Linked DNA regions of Homo sapiens: region 1 is linked to region 2. A link is a loop called in an ENCODE intact Hi-C map of the cell type or tissue named here. Cell type or tissue: HCT116. All regions are shown on one strand. Links, peaks and the distances in the headings refer to the core of each region. The heading gives the core; the rest is flanking DNA.

Region 1 (2,925 bases), core at 138-2,637, 130 kb after region 2:
AATCTACTTATTAGTTTATGGTTTTTATGTCTGTAAATTTTGGGATGCATTATTTTGTTAGAAGAGAGACAATGCTCCATGGTTGAGCTGGTAAAATCTTACTGTCTATTTGTTACTTAGTTCTGACAGAGAAGCAGGATGAACCCCATCTCTGTCAGGTAAGGTAATTATATAGGTAAGGTAATTAGGCCTATACCTCCGATGATCTGGTCTGTGGAATATTCAACATACTTGTCACCTCTTTCCTCATGCACCACAATTTCTTTTCTAAATTTATTTTGTCACAAGGAATCTTAGGAGAAAAATGACTCAATTTCTCAGTAATTTTCATATACGAGAACTAAAGGAGTCCAGCTATTTGTTATGTCATTGAAGTTTGTAAGTTCATAAAACTGTGCTTTATAGGTATGCTTCCTGGGCTTATCAGAAAGTAGAACAGAACAGCAGTTAAACATGTGAGTTGTAGAGTCAGACAGCCAGGATTCAAACTCTGACCCTGCCAATTACAACGGGTGTGACTTCATAATCTTCCTGTGTTCCAGTTTTCTCACAGGAAGATGTGTGGATTATGAAGATTAAATGAGAAAATGCTGTAAAAATCTTTAGAGCAGTGCCTGCATGTAGTAAGTGCCCAGTACATTTTAGCAAAAAGTATAAAATACAGGCTTTCAAATTTAATGATTACTGTCAGGCTAATTTGAGAAATTTAAAATACCGGGTTATATTGCTAGTTATTAGTCTTCCTCTACTGATTATTTTCTTCATTGAACCAACCTTTATCTAACTTCTACTAAGTACAGAAACGGAGTAAAAGAAGATAGATAAGAAACAGTCTATGGAATTGAGTTATTAGGGTTCAGTGGAAGATTTCTCACAGAAGCAATTATAATACAGTGGGAGGATGCTCAGGGTTAGAATACAGATATGGACGCTATGGAGGAGGGTGAGCTGAACAGGTGACAGGGCTGGGAAGAGAGTCTGGGACCAAACTGTGAAGAGGAAGGGGACTGAAATGACCAGATCTGTTTCAGACAATCAGGTACAAGCAGGAATTGAAACCACGGAGTGGATGAGTTTCTTGAGACAGGCGTGTTGAGGAGGGGGGAAAAGTAAATGATGTTTATTTATTCATGACTAGACACTCAAAAAAAGTTTTCTTGCTTTTGCAGCTTAAAATGAATCAGCCAAAATGAAGAAAACTCCCTCTCTACAGTTATTTAATAAAAAAGTGTCTGCAATTAAACACAGCTGGGGTGGGGGGAGGTGGCGGGCACTGCTGGTGCAGGTGTAACTCTGGTAGGTGGGGTAGCAGCATCAGGTTCCCGGTTGGCAGGCTGGTCTGGTCCACAGCTGTGGAGGCTGACTCATCTCAACTGGGTGTGGCCAGGTTAGTTGGTCTGGTGATCTGAAGGTTTGGTCTAAGAAACTGGGGGAGGGCAAGCGTAGTGGACAGGAAGGGAGGGGCTCTATGGAGAAAGTCAGAGGGTGTCAAGGAGAAGATAGCTAAGCAGGCAGATGGGATTGTGACTAGACCCATGGCCAACATGCTGCACTTTAGGCCTGGATAGTTTAAAAAGAAGGCAAAACCAGGGCCAAACAAAAGTGAAATGATGTCATGATGATTTCCCTGACACAGATGCAGTTAGAAAAAAGAAAACCTGCTGTTAGATATATTTTGCTTAGGTTTCTTGGGTAATCTCACTTGGAGTTAGGTCTCAGTTTAGGATAGGGGCCCAGTTTAGGGTTGTGAGAACACCCCAGGGGAATGATCTTGGCTTTGAGATGTCCTTTGGGCTGAATTAGATATGCTGCTTAACAAAACCTAGATGGTCTCTGATAGTGTAGGTACACTGTGGTGGCCATTTTATAGATAACTCTTGTTCTAAGGTTAAAAATTGACCCAAAATGTCAATATAAAAATATTAGCAAAACCTGGAATGCATTAAACAAGCATTTACTTCATAAGTTGTTATGCTATGTTGTCCCCAGAGCAATATTAAAGTTTTAAGCTTTTCATATTGTCTTTTTCTGCTCATCAAAAGTATCTTTAAAACAATCTATTTTTGTATACCACAGATTAATGAAAAACTCAATTAGACCAGTCATTTGGTATCATGTATACAAAACCTAAAAGTAGTCTAAAGTAGAATGAAGTGGTGGTTTTTAAAATTATATTACATTAATATTCCTCATGCCTAAAATCATTTTTTGAGTTATTTACAATAGAAAGGGGGACAACATGTATTCCAGTCCATACATATAAATACTACAAAACTTATGTTAATTATTTTTACCTCTTTGACTTTTAATGTTTAAAAAATAAAATAAATTTAACTTTTAACATTTGCTTTAAGAATTAATGCAAGATTTAAGATTTAAGGATAGGTTTGCTGCAGGCATAGTTTTAGGTATTCTAATCTACATAGACAAGAAATGAATAACAATTACTTACTAACTTATTCACTAATAACTACCTGAACTAGTGTTCTCCAAACTTGTGTGGCACTCTAACAGAGTTTCCAAAGTTAGACAAATTTGGAAAATGCTACATTGAATCAAGTGGCTTTGTTTGTTGCAGGATGTGTATACATAGGCATATTGATACAATATACAATGTGAACTACCTGCAGCCTGTTCAGAATGGAGAGTCTCAAACTTATTTAACTATGGAAAACTCGTGGGAGCAGAGTTTGAGAAATGCTGACCTAGAGTATAGATAAAACAAAAAGAATTGTGGAGTGCTCATACATATCTTCAGAGGTTTTCTTGCCTTTGAAAACAAACAAATCAATTATTGGCAGAAGTTCGATTTCAGGACCTCCCTGTCTGGCCTAATGTTCTTAAAAGTGTCATCACTACATACATGGAGTAATTTCGAGTTGGTAAAAAAAAAAAAAAATCTCTTCGGCCTCTTTGTGAAAAACC
Region 2 (2,925 bases), core at 113-2,612:
GTGCACAAGGGACAGCCTCTTTGCTGCCTTGTCTCAGGGTCTTTGTAATGCAAACCCTCCATTGAGCCCACATTTTGACTTGCCCTTTGTACATGATTGATTAATTGCAGGCTTTAACTATATAAAACATATAGGCTTCTATAAAAAATATTATTGAATTTTAGAGTTTTGTTCCCTTATGGGGGTAAACCTAAGGAATCACAAACCCCAAATTCTCAAATGCCAAATACTTTAACTTCTCTAAGCTGTTTATCCATCGTTAAAGTTCTAACTAGTAAGGTGCTTAGATAGTGAAGGATAACACGTGTTAGCTTAAAACATATAGAAATGCCGGAAGAAAATAACTTCCCTTTCACTTAATATTTCCTAGGATGGAGGCTGGGAGTCTGAGGATATACTGTAGGCTGATCTCATATACAAATGAGGGCTTTTCTTTTTGCATTTCTTGTATTAAATAGATTATAGTTCATTGAGCATAGCTTTGCATAGCATAACCTACCTCTGTTTTTCAAATTCAATGTTTCTAATTTATTGATTTATTAGGAAAATATTTGTTAAGTACCTACTATGAGTCCAGCATTGTGCTGGACACTTAACAGTGAACCAAACTGACTGTAGAATAACAAAACACCTTGTCTCCCCAGGATCCTATCTTCTGAGAACCACCTCTTCTCTTTATTTTCCTGCTTCTGGTCTTACCTTTAAGTACAAGTCCCTATACTTACTGCAGGAATGGCTGTTTTACACCCTGACCCAGTTTTTACAACCATGACTATAGGACTCCTGTAGGGTCATGAAAGAAGAACTGGGCATTAGCCAACTTGGGATATCAACAATGCGATCATTGAATGGGTACTCACTGTGTACAAGGTACTGTGCTCGCTGCCAATGGTAAAACAATTCAGTTCATGGCATCTGCCTTACCCAGAACCTTTAAACTACTTCAAGGCACCATATTCGCATTAAGGTACAAGGCAGACTATGCTAAAGAAAAAACAAGTAGCCCAGATCTTAGGTGGTATCTGAGGTCACAGGAAGAAAAGAACATCTTGCATTTGTCTAGAAACCAAATGATAACAGCCATTTCTCTATCTTCCTAGAAGTTCCATTTCCTTCTCCACCTCATTGAATGATAGTTTCTCAGTCATTGAGTCATAATACGTTTCCAGCTTAAGATGAAAATGTAAAATTTCTCCCCACTCAGAATTTTCATTTTATGTTTTTTAGGGAGTTGATGTGTGAATTGCAGAGACAGGCTGATACCAGCAGGTGGAAGAATTCACCATTTGAACTCCACATCATAGGCTAGTGAATGGTTCAGCAGGATGTGACTGCAATTTTAATCACTGCTTCATTTCCCTTTCTTTGTTCCAGATATTTATGCACCAAAACCCTGTGAGAAAATGACCCATAATCTGAAGAAGATAAATAAAAATGGATTATTTTTATCACTCTAGACAGAGCATAAAGAGATGGCATTTTCTCCATTTTAAAATCTTAGATGTAAATACACTGAAATCCAAAGAAAAAAATTATTCTGATAAATTGGAGAAATTTAAAAATTATAAAAAAGTATGGGGTTTCAACATTCTTATGATAGATTTAAAGAACACTCAAAGTTTGATGTGCTGGTGGCTTGGGCCTCCCAGTGAACCACATGAGCTTACAGGATTAGGGTCGTGAAGTAGAGGGAGCGGTGCTGGGGTCCAGCACAGGGTTTCAGGCCTGTCTGGGCACACCTGTGAACTGGTAAGACAGGCCTGGGCGAACTCTATGTGCCTAGGGGAGGTGGAGCCATCTGGGAAAGATGTCAGATCACACCCCCTGCTGGGATTTAGATGTATGCGGACATGTCTAGCAAGCTGTGAGGGCTGAGAAGCTTCCTGGGTGAGAACTCACCCTAAGGGCAGGAGTCTGCTGATTCACTTCACCCAGGAAGAAGCCTTAGTTGTCAGAGGGGAGCAGTAAGTCTGACTATGGCATGGTAGCAGTTTCTGGATTCTGTTCCCTGGTCCAGCTACCTAGAAGCCTGTATACCCTGTGGATGTAGAGGGCTGTCAGCAAACCCTGAAAGAATTTTCTCACCAAGCTTTGTAGAAAATACTCAGACTCAGAAACAGCATCATACCATCTAACTGGAAGAAGTGAGTCATTCTCTTGTATCTTAGAGGAGGATCTGGATGAACTGTGATGACCAGTGGGGCAGGGCGTGGCCAGCAGGACTGGGAGCAGCACATGGAGACACCTCCTGGAGACTCCTAGAAATACAGGACATGATAGTTGGAGGTTTGGTGAGACAAATGGGAGTGAGAACTACTGGCATTTGTGTTGGAGTTAATGGAATGCCCTCTGATTCAAAGACTCAGGGGAACTGGAGAGGTATGCATCTCTCTTTCACACATATTCACCACATATGCACATCTCACATCTCATATATGTGTGTATATGTGTGTGTGTGTGTGTATATATATATATATATATATATATATATATATATATATATATGTCAAGTTATCAGAGTTTTCAAACATTTACTAAAAGAACTTTATTTTTTTTTCCCAAGGCAGAAGAATTTTTCTTAGTACAGAACAAAATAGAGTCTCCTCTGTCTACTTCTTTCTACACAGACACAGTAACAATCTGATTTATCTTTCTTTTCCCCACATTTCCCCCTTTTCTATTCGACAAAACCGCCATCGTCATCCTGGCCCGTTCTCAATGAGCTGTTGGGTACACCTCCCAGACGGGGTGGCAGCCGGGCAGAGGCGCCCCCCACCTCCCAGACGGGGCGTCGGCCAGGCGGAGTTGCCCCCCACCTCCCGGACGGGGCGGCTGCCGGGCGGAGACTCTCCTCACTTCCCAGATGGGGTGGCTGCCGGGCGGAGGGGCTCCTCACTTCTCAGACAGGGCGGCCGGGCAGAGACG

The links. Peaks named below come from ENCODE experiments on the same cell type or tissue, not always from the same donor. Only the 100,000 strongest peaks of a DNase experiment are listed, where the experiment ranks them.
Region 1: a loop joins it to region 2, with 2.3 times the contacts of the local background. A loop is called at or near these places in 33 of 110 quality-filtered maps.

What each region holds. Positions count from the first base shown.
Region 1 is chr14:51,085,764-51,088,688 of GRCh38, forward strand. All of the region lies in intron 1 of TRIM9 (tripartite motif containing 9), which reads right to left. Among named protein-coding and RNA genes, the nearest start is that of TRIM9, 7.9 kb to the right of the region's middle. In HCT116, for the core only: no CTCF peak of the experiment used is centred there; a DNase peak (open chromatin) is centred at 1,398.
Region 2 is chr14:50,953,726-50,956,650 of GRCh38, forward strand. LOC400212 (a long non-coding RNA gene) reads right to left here. Exons shown (of 4, transcript NR_170195.1): 2 at 2,129-2,925. Among named protein-coding and RNA genes, the nearest start is that of PYGL, 11 kb to the left of the region's middle. In HCT116, for the core only: CTCF peaks have their summits at 1,273 (motif pointing right) and 2,222; DNase peaks (open chromatin) are centred at 1,286, 1,876 and 2,196; H3K4me3 peaks cover 675 bases; H3K27ac peaks cover 1,112 bases.